Regions from separate parts of the Homo sapiens genome. Here regions 1 and 2 are each linked to region 3. A link is a contact called in ENCODE Hi-C or POLR2A ChIA-PET data. All regions are on one chromosome and are shown on one strand. Each heading gives the region's core, a stretch centred on a gene start or an enhancer-like site at or near the end of the contact. The rest is flanking DNA. Distances are from core to core; before and after follow the strand shown. Region 1 holds the start of ARHGEF2 (Rho/Rac guanine nucleotide exchange factor 2). Region 2 overlaps ARHGEF2 (Rho/Rac guanine nucleotide exchange factor 2). Region 3 holds the start of FDPS (farnesyl diphosphate synthase).

Region 1 (2,872 bases), core at 62-2,561, 670 kb after region 3:
CCCCAAAGGAGCTGGGAGGTGCTGTCTGCAGGCACCACCTTCCTTTCAGCTCTGACTTATTCACCTGCAAGTCAGCTTCATCATTTCCTGGGGTCTGGGTGTGGAAAGGTCAGGGCACTTGGGAATGGGGCTGGGTACAAAGGCAGGGATAAAGGGTACTTGGAGAGGAGTGGCCAAGAGGTCATGATGGGGGAGGCGTGTGGATAATTATACACCCAGACTCATGAAATGCTAGGTGAAGGGACCCCAAGACGAGCAGATAAGAGAATGAGAGCGCTGGGGGAGGAGGAGGAAGGGCAGGGAACACAATGCATAGTGCCAGGTGTGTCAGCCTAAGGGTTTCAGGTTGGGAGAAGGAAGAGCTAGGAGGCTGGCGGGGCAGATAGGGATGGAGGCCCTATGTTCCAGGCAGAAGGGCTCAGGATGGAGGAAAGGAGCCCAGCTACACAAAGACCTCTGCTCCCTTCACCTAGAGGTGATGGTTTGGGGGAAGTAAGCCGTCCCTCGGCCGTCCCGACCCCAGCCACCCGCCCACCCAGAGGGGAGAACTGAATCACAGCTGGAAAGTCCATTTGCGAGGAGAGGAGGAGCTGACTTTTGTCTTGGAGGGGTGGTGGTGGTGGTGGGAGGAAGCCGGGAAACCACCCCCTCCCGTCCCCTCCGCCGGATGGCGGGGACAAAGGGGGAACGACCAAGCCAGCGATTGGGGAGTGATGGGGGGTCGCCACGCCAAGCCCAAGCCGGTGGGGCCCGGGGTGAGAGGAGGTGCCGGAGCTTCCACCGCCCCCACCCGCGAGACACACACCTCCCTCTTCCCGCTCCGTCCCTTACCGGAGCAACTTTCTTTCAAGCGGCCTAAAGCACTCGGTCCCGCCGGCTTGGAGGCGACCAAGCCCAGGTCCGCTCCGCTCCCTCCCGGGATCCCAGCACCGTCGCGTCTGCCGCTCCCCCCACCCCTACCCACTCGCTCGCAGTCCCCACCCACCCCGTCCCGCCGCTCGCCGATCCACCGCTCCGCCCGATTTTGGCGCCCAGAAAGCAGGCGGGGAGACAGGAGATGCACCGCGGGTGCCGGGGTTCGGGGAGCACCCGAGGACCGCGGCGAAAGGAGAGGGGTTTCCGAGCCCACCTTGCTCGCCAGCTCTCTGCTCCGGTCGATCCGCGCCCGCGTGAGGGATTCGATCCGAGACATAATCGGACGGGGGGACCAGGGAGGACGCGGCGCGGACCCCGGCGTCCTGTATTGTTGGGGGAAGGCGGGGGGAGGGGTTCGGCCCGCACGCGTTGGTCTCGGGGACAGGAAGTCTGACTCCCCTCGCCCGGCACCCAGCACCAGTTCCTCAAACCCGAGTCTCCTCCCCCGCCCAAGCTCAGGAAGGGGGTAGGCGGAGCGGAGGGAGGGCGGGGTGCCCGCGCGCAGGACGGGACGCCAGGGTTTGTGTGGGGGCAGCTCGGAGAGGTACGAGGGTCCTAGGACAGGTTTGAGAGGCCCCTCTGCCTATTTCCCCTCCAGCGCCTGGGGGCGCCCTCTAGCCCCAGAGACCCGCCTCTTAGCTCTTCTTTTCCTAAAACCCAGCCCCGCAGCCCTCGCCGGACCCAGGTTGGCCCTTTCCCCTCTGCCCTCCCCTTCTTCCCTTCTCCCCTCGCCCTCCCTTTTTCCCTCCCCTACTGCGTTACCTCAGTCTTTAAAGACCCGCAGGCAGGAGAATTCCATCCGCCCCCAGCTCTTAGAAAACCCAGGACCAGTTCCTTCCTGGCCTTCGGGGTCCCATCAAAGCAGGCCTGAGCAGACTGACCCCTTTTACGATTGGGGGCAGGGGTGGCCAGAGGGAGAGGAAATCAAAGGAGAACTAAACGCTGGATCTTCAGTACACGGGAAGGGTAGGATTCACTCCCAGAGGTCGAAGAACAGAGAGGAGAGAATTCTCCCACATGCCCCACCCTTCTGGGGCCTTCCTGACCCCACTCTGCCCTCCTCCTAGCTCCGCCTCTGCCAGCTACTTTGGGGGACTAGGTTGGGATTCTCCACTTTTACCGAAGGCCTTCCATGTGTCTAACTGCAGTTCTCTCTGTTGCAAGTTAAGCCGGAACTGAAAGACCAGAAACCAGCCTGCCCTAGTCAAAGAAAGTTAGGGCCCAACCAGCCTCTCCCCAAGAAGCAGGGTAAGGTGGGGCATTCATCTCTCTGGACCCTTTTCCCCAGCCTGAGCCAGCCTTTGGGTGAGTTTCCTGCTATTGGGAAAATTCCTCCTCCAGTCTAACTATGATCACTTACAGTGAAGTTCATTTCTGCCTCTCAGGGTCTCCCATTTCTCTGGAGAAACCAGAAGCACAGAGAGGCCTGGGACAGAGCCTTCGGTTAGCAGGGTCCTGCCTGATTCTGGCCCCAAAGGGCGTGGGAGAAGAAGGGAGGGAGGGGAGACCCAACCCAGATCCAGCAGTTCTCTGCCCTGGCTCAGCAGTGGGGCCAGGCTGCAGGTTTCAAGCCCAACTCAGCACTCTTGTAGGTGCCAATTTTAGCCTCTGCCACTATTTTTGGGCTCCACTACCTCACCACTGGCTGAGCTGGTTGGGCTCCTCACCCCCAGCACTACCCCCACACTGCCCCTCCGGCTTCCCCTCCTTCCTAGCAACTCCTTCACCTCCTTCTTCACCCATTCCCCTGTTTAGAATCCTTAAATAGCAAAGACCAGGAAAAAGGAAGAGGAAATAAACCGTGCCCAGTTCAGGCTGGATGGACATTAGAAAGCAGGAAGGACTTCCCCAGGGCCACAGCTTGTTCTTCCTGGCTTGCACCTGCCAAGTATACCTACGGGGAGGGTGTAGGAACTCCCCCAAACCAAGAGGCCTGAGGCTCCTGGCCCCAGAACTC
Region 2 (2,700 bases), core at 188-2,687, 650 kb after region 3:
TTTCTACCTGACTGATTCAGGTTTCTTAACCTAGGGCCTACAGACCCCCTGGGATGTCAGGCTTCAGTGGCTCTGTAAACCTTCTGAAGGTGTGTAAATAGTTTTACATATTAACATAACTCGTGTATTTTTTTGGGTGACAGGGTCCAAGATTTTTGTGAGATTCATAAGGTTCCCCAGAGCAAGAGGGACCATACTTTTATTTTTTATTTATTTTTAATTTAATTTGATTCTATTATTATTTTTTTGAGACGGAGTCTCACTCTGTCGCCTAGGCTGGAGTGCAGTGGTGCCATCTTGGCTCACTGCAACTTCTGTCTCCCAGGAAAAAGCGATTCTCCTGCCTCAGCCTCCTGAGCAGCTGGGATTAAGGAGCACGCCACAACACCTGGCTAATTTTTTGCATTTTTGTAGAGACGGGGTTTCACCACGTTGGCCAGGCTGGTCTCTAACTCCTGACCTCAAGTAATCTGCCTGCCTTGGCCTGCCGAAGTGCTGGGATTACAGGCATCAGCCACTGCGCCTGGCCTATTTTTTATTTTTTGGGACCAAGTATCGCTCTGTCGCCCTGGCTGGAGGGCAGTGGTGTGATCTCTGCTCACTGTGACCTCTGCCTCCTGAGTTCAAGCGATTCTCATGCCTCAGCCTCCCAAGTAGCTGTGGCTACAGGTGAATGCTGCCATGCCTGGCTAATTTTTGTATTTTTAGTAGAGATGGGGTTTCACCATCTTGGCCAGGCTGGTCTCGAATTCCGGACCTCAGGCGATCTGCCTGCCTGATTCAGCCTCCCAAAGTGCTGAGATTATAGGGATGAGCCACCGTGCCCAGCCTGGACCACATTTTTTAGCCTTTAAATTCCATTTCTAATATCTAACTAAGGAAGACCTTTACGGCTATCTGACCTAAATTCTCCCTGTCCTGGCATATTCCCACTTCTAATTTTGAGCTTGGTAGGGAGGGAGAAAGTTTCCTTCCTCTCGCAGAGGACTGAAAGACCATCCCTCACCCACCCATCTCCTTCAACCCCAGCAGGCCCCTGCTTCAATTTCTTTCTCTGCTTCACACTCCAAGCTCTCAGATCCTATGGGGTCAGCACTCCAAGACTGAGGGAGGAAACAAAGATCAATTCCATAAAACTTGGATGTCACAATCAAGAAAACAGAGGGCGAGGCATAGTGGCTCACATTTACAATCCCAGCACTTTGGGAGGCTGAGGCAGGAGAATCACTTGAGGCCAGGAGTCTGAGCAAGACTAGCCTAGGCAACATAGCAAGATCTTATCTCTACAAAAAATTTAAAAATGTGCTGGGTGTGGTGGTGCAGGTCTGTAGTCCCAGTTACTCAGGAGTCTAAGGCAGAAGGATCACTTGAGCCCAGGAGTTTGAGTTACAGTGAGCTATGACTGCACCACTGCACCCCAGCCTGAGCAGCAAAGCGAGACCCTGTTTCTAAAAAAAAAAAAAAAGAGAGAGAAAACATACACTCCTCCTTTGCCCTTGGGGATTTTACTAAACTGTGGGCACACAGAAGGGGAGGGCTTTTGCTAAATGCTTCAGAAATAACACTCTCCAGCCTTGCTATTTTTAATCCCCCATGGTTTATATTCTTAGCTGCTGCGTGGGAGAGATGGGAAGGAGAGAAAGGGATAAAGGAAAGAGGCTGGTGAAGACTGACAATATCCAAACCCAGGGAGCAGGGATTTCATGACACAGGTACAGAGGCTCAGGCAGGCTTTGGCCTCAGGTATCACAGTTTCCTATTGTCCCTCACATCTCATCCCCAAAGCCAAGGCCTGCTATTCTCTTGCTTTGATTTAGGTGAGAAAGACTTTGCCAGTGCAGACAAATTCTGGAAAGAGAGCCTGGGAAAGTGTGCCCTGGCCCCTGATCTGCTCCCTCTGCCCTGCTGTCTCTTCTCCTCCCTGCCTGTCCTTCACCGGCTCAGTCCCCTCCTCTGGGCCTCCTCTGGCTGCGCTCCCCAAAGCTCTTGCTTACTCCCATCCCTGGTAGCTGGGATTCCAGCTGGGGGAATCAACTGATCCTGTCCTCCAGTCTGAGAGCTTCTTTGTCTTCCTCAGTAAAACTAGTAGCTCTCTAGGCATGCAAGGACCAAAGAAATTATAAAATACTGATAGGGAAGGCCCTGTATGGTCCATAAAGTTAACTGCAGAATTCAGGCTTTTCTGCCACAGAGATCCTATTTTTCTCTCCCACTGAGTCTCACTGTTGTATGGGCTGCATAAAGGGAGGTTGATTCTTTTTTTTTTTTTTTTTTGAGATGGAGTCTTGCTGTGTCACCCAGGCTAGAGTGCAGTGGTGCAATCTGGGCTCACTGCAAGCTCCGCCTCCTGGGTTCACGCCATTCTCCTGCCTCAGCCTCCTGAGTAGCTGGGACTATAGGCGCCCACCACCACGCCCGGCGAATTTTTTGTATTTTCAGTAGAGACAGGGTTTCACTGTGTTAGCCAGGATGGTCTCAATCTCCTGACCTCGTGATCCGCCCGCCTCGGCCTCCCTAAGTGCTGGGATTACAGGCGTTGAGCCACTGCACCCGGCCAAGAGAGGTTGATTCTAAGACCTGCAGGCATCTCCCACTCTCCATCTGACTTTGAATTCCTGCCTAGTCTGCCGAGCAGGTCTGACCTTTGAAGCGCCCCGTCGCTGTCTTCCAGAGCAGGCAGCCATCGTGGATGAGTTTGCG
Region 3 (2,707 bases), core at 33-2,532:
CTATACTCCTACCACATGCTGTGTCGACATCAGGGAGTTAACTGTATATGGTCTACAAAGCAGAGGCATGAATAATCCAACCCTTGTTTAGCTTATAATCAATAAATAACTGCCTGGGCCAAGTGGCTCGTACTTGTAATCCCAGCACTTTCAGAGGTCGAGGTGGCTGGATCACTTGAGGTCAGGAGTTCGAGACCAGGCTGGCCAATCTGGAGAAACCCCCTCTCTACTAAAAACACAAAAATTAGCTGGGCATGCTGGCAGGCACCTGTAATCCAGGAGAATCACTTGAACCCGGGAAGCGAGGTTGCAGCCTCCCACGTAGCTGGAATTAAGGCGCGGACCAGCACACCTGGGTAATTTTTGTATTTTTAGTAGAGAAGGGGTTTTGCCATGTTGACCAGGCTGGTCTCAGATTCCTGACCGCAGGTGATCCGCCCAAAGTGCTGGAATTACAAGTGTGAGACTCATCTTTTTTTTTTTTTTTTTTTGAGACGGAGTCTTGCTCTGTCTCCCCAGCTAGAGTGCAGTGGTTCGCTGGATCTCAGCTCACTGCAACCTCTGCCTTACGAGTTCAAGCGATTCTCCCGCCTCAGCCCTCCTGAGTGGCTGGGATTACAGGCGCGCGCCACCACGCCCGACTAATTTTTTTTTTTTGTATTTTTAGTAGAGACGGGGTTTCACCACATTGGTCAGGCTGGTCTCGAACTCCTGACCTCATGATCCACCCGCCTCGGCCTCCCAAAGTGCTGGGATTACAGGCGTGAGCCACCGTGCCCGGCCCAAGACTCATCTTTCTTAAGCCCTTAAAGCACTTTGCACACATTACCTCATGGTATTACCACCCTCATTCAACAGATGAGGAAAGCTAGTTTCAAGCAAGTTCACTGAGGATCAGAGACGTTAAATGATTTGCCTAAAGTTAGAGAACTAATAAGTGAGAAAGCTAGTCCTGCTGCGTTTTACTAACGTGCCAATCAGCTGCCCAGGAAGATAATGAAAACTTGAGTAAGACAGGCAGCCAAAGCCACAGCGGGGACGTTCCCAGCCTGGCTCGCTTCCGGCACTGACGCCTCCAGCCGCGACCTCTAGACTTCAGCCCTTCCATTGGTCGTCCGTCACAGTGCCACAGTGCGCCATGCTCACACGACGGCCAGCAGCCAATCAGCGCGGCTCATCTTCGCCCAGCCAGGACACGCAGGATCGCGTTATCTGTCCCTCCCGCGGGCACATTGGGAGTTGTAGTCTAATTATATATTTCCGCCCTTAGTGTGGGGAGAGCGGGAACTACTCGACCCACAGAGCCGATCGCGGAGCGGATTCTGCTTTTAGGAGTACCCGCCAACAAGCGGGACCGAGCAGGAATCCGTATCTGGGAACAGGTGAGAGAGGATGTGTGCTGGGCCTTGGAGGAAGGGGGCCGAGACCGGGCCTTACTTCTGTAACGATACTGTGAGGCATCGGAAGGCCAGCCTGTTGTGTCCGTTTTGAAGGTCGGTGGGCTAGACTGGCTGGCCTTCTAGGGGTGTGGAGACTTCCCAACTCTGCCCTTGTGCTTTCCTGGAATCCCCAATATGCCCGGACCCCGGTTTACTCCTTTGCTGCGAGCCCTTCTCTCCCGTCCAGAGTTGCTCCGAGCCTATCTGCTCAGTCCTAGCGATTCCTGTGGGGCTTGGGACGCGCGGTTCAAGCACCCCGGACCATATGGATGCAGCACCCATGGGTTCTCGCTCCAATGCTTCTTTCCTCCTTGGGGCGTAACTCAGACCCTGGGCACCCCTCTCCACTGCCCAGGGGAGACCTGGGTTCTAGATTTGGCTCTGCCTCTACTATCTTCCTACCTCCTAGAGCCTCAGTTTGGCTTGTGTAAAATAGGATGACTTAAGGGTCCTTTCAGCCCCTAATCCTGGGGTACTTTACTCTGTACCGCCTCCTTACCCAGCCTTGTGCACGCCATCTTGAAGGCACTGAGTTCTAGCCTGTTTATTGTAAGTGGTGATTAGTTGGGTCTCAGTCACCCAGCCATACTTTTTTGTTCCCTGCGTATCCTTCCTGTAATTGTCCCCAAGCACATTCCACAAGAGGGAGGGGCACTCTGGGCTAAGGCTGGGGTGGGAGTTATCTGGGGAGCTGCCACCATGCCTCTGCCTTTGGTGCTTGCCCCTGCAGGGAGTGCTTAGTGCCCCCTCCCTATGCCACTCCCAGGATGCCCCTGTCCCGCTGGTTGAGATCTGTGGGGGTCTTCCTGCTGCCAGCCCCCTACTGGGCACCCCGGGAGAGGTGGCTGGGTTCCCTACGGCGGCCCTCCCTGGTGCACGGGTACCCAGTCCTGGCCTGGCACAGTGCCCGCTGCTGGTGCCAAGCGTGGACAGAGGAACCTCGGTGAGTGTGGTTGGGGTGAGGGGCCTTGGGGAGGGGAGCAGCTGATCAGGTTTCTGACTTGTTTTTCTTCTACTTAGAGCCCTTTGCTCCTCCCTCAGAATGAACGGAGACCAGAATTCAGATGTTTATGCCCAAGAAAAGCAGGATTTCGTTCAGCACTTCTCCCAGATCGTTAGGGTGCTGACTGAGGATGAGATGGGGCACCCAGAGATAGGAGATGCTATTGCCCGGCTCAAGGAGGTGAGGGATTCATGACTTGGGGGAGTAAGGCTTTGGTTCAGTTGCTCTGTACCTGTGTGGCATTCACCTGTGGCTTATGGGGGAC

What was found. A loop is a pair of places that touch in the nucleus more often than their neighbours do. ChIA-PET counts read pairs that join two places held with the same protein, here RNA polymerase II (POLR2A). Pooled maps may share reads with other maps.
Region 1: a pooled map shows a loop between it and region 3 (5-fold over the local background). The contact joins the promoter of ARHGEF2 here to the promoter of FDPS in region 3. A Hi-C loop is called at or near these places in 6 of 50 pooled maps. POLR2A ChIA-PET finds 5 or more read pairs at or near these places in 3 of 52 experiments (MCF 10A, T-cell and activated T-cell).
Region 2: a pooled map shows a loop between it and region 3 (3-fold over the local background). The contact joins the enhancer-like site here to the promoter of FDPS in region 3. A Hi-C loop is called at or near these places in 2 of 50 pooled maps.

What each region holds. Positions count from the first base shown.
Region 1 is chr1:155,977,236-155,980,107 of GRCh38, forward strand. ARHGEF2 (Rho/Rac guanine nucleotide exchange factor 2) reads right to left here and starts at 1,312. Exons shown (of 22, transcript NM_001162383.2): 1 at 1,130-1,312. The coding sequence starts at 1,192. It overlaps ARHGEF2-AS2 (ARHGEF2 antisense RNA 2), which reads left to right and starts at 1,404. Exons shown (of 3, transcript NR_183460.1): 1 at 1,404-1,459; 2 at 2,085-2,220. RefSeq lists silencers at 1,307-1,466, 1,527-1,576 and enhancers at 1,917-1,986, 2,448-2,872, 2,457-2,506.
Region 2 is chr1:155,959,019-155,961,718 of GRCh38, forward strand. It overlaps ARHGEF2 (Rho/Rac guanine nucleotide exchange factor 2), which reads right to left. Exons shown (of 22, transcript NM_001162383.2): 11 at 2,643-2,700. Among named protein-coding and RNA genes, the nearest start is that of MIR6738, 9.0 kb to the left of the region's middle. RefSeq lists a silencer at 1-29 and an enhancer at 2,504-2,700. Within about 2 kb of position 1,438, at least 6 of the 41 ENCODE cell types and tissues checked have a DNase peak (open chromatin) inside an H3K27ac peak, as active enhancers do.
Region 3 is chr1:155,307,584-155,310,290 of GRCh38, forward strand. It overlaps FDPS (farnesyl diphosphate synthase), which reads left to right and starts at 1,283. Exons shown (of 11, transcript NM_002004.4): 1 at 1,283-1,382; 2 at 2,206-2,382; 3 at 2,460-2,622. The coding sequence starts at 2,207. It also overlaps a transcript of PKLR not described here. RefSeq lists enhancers at 41-110, 1,013-1,142, 1,473-1,642.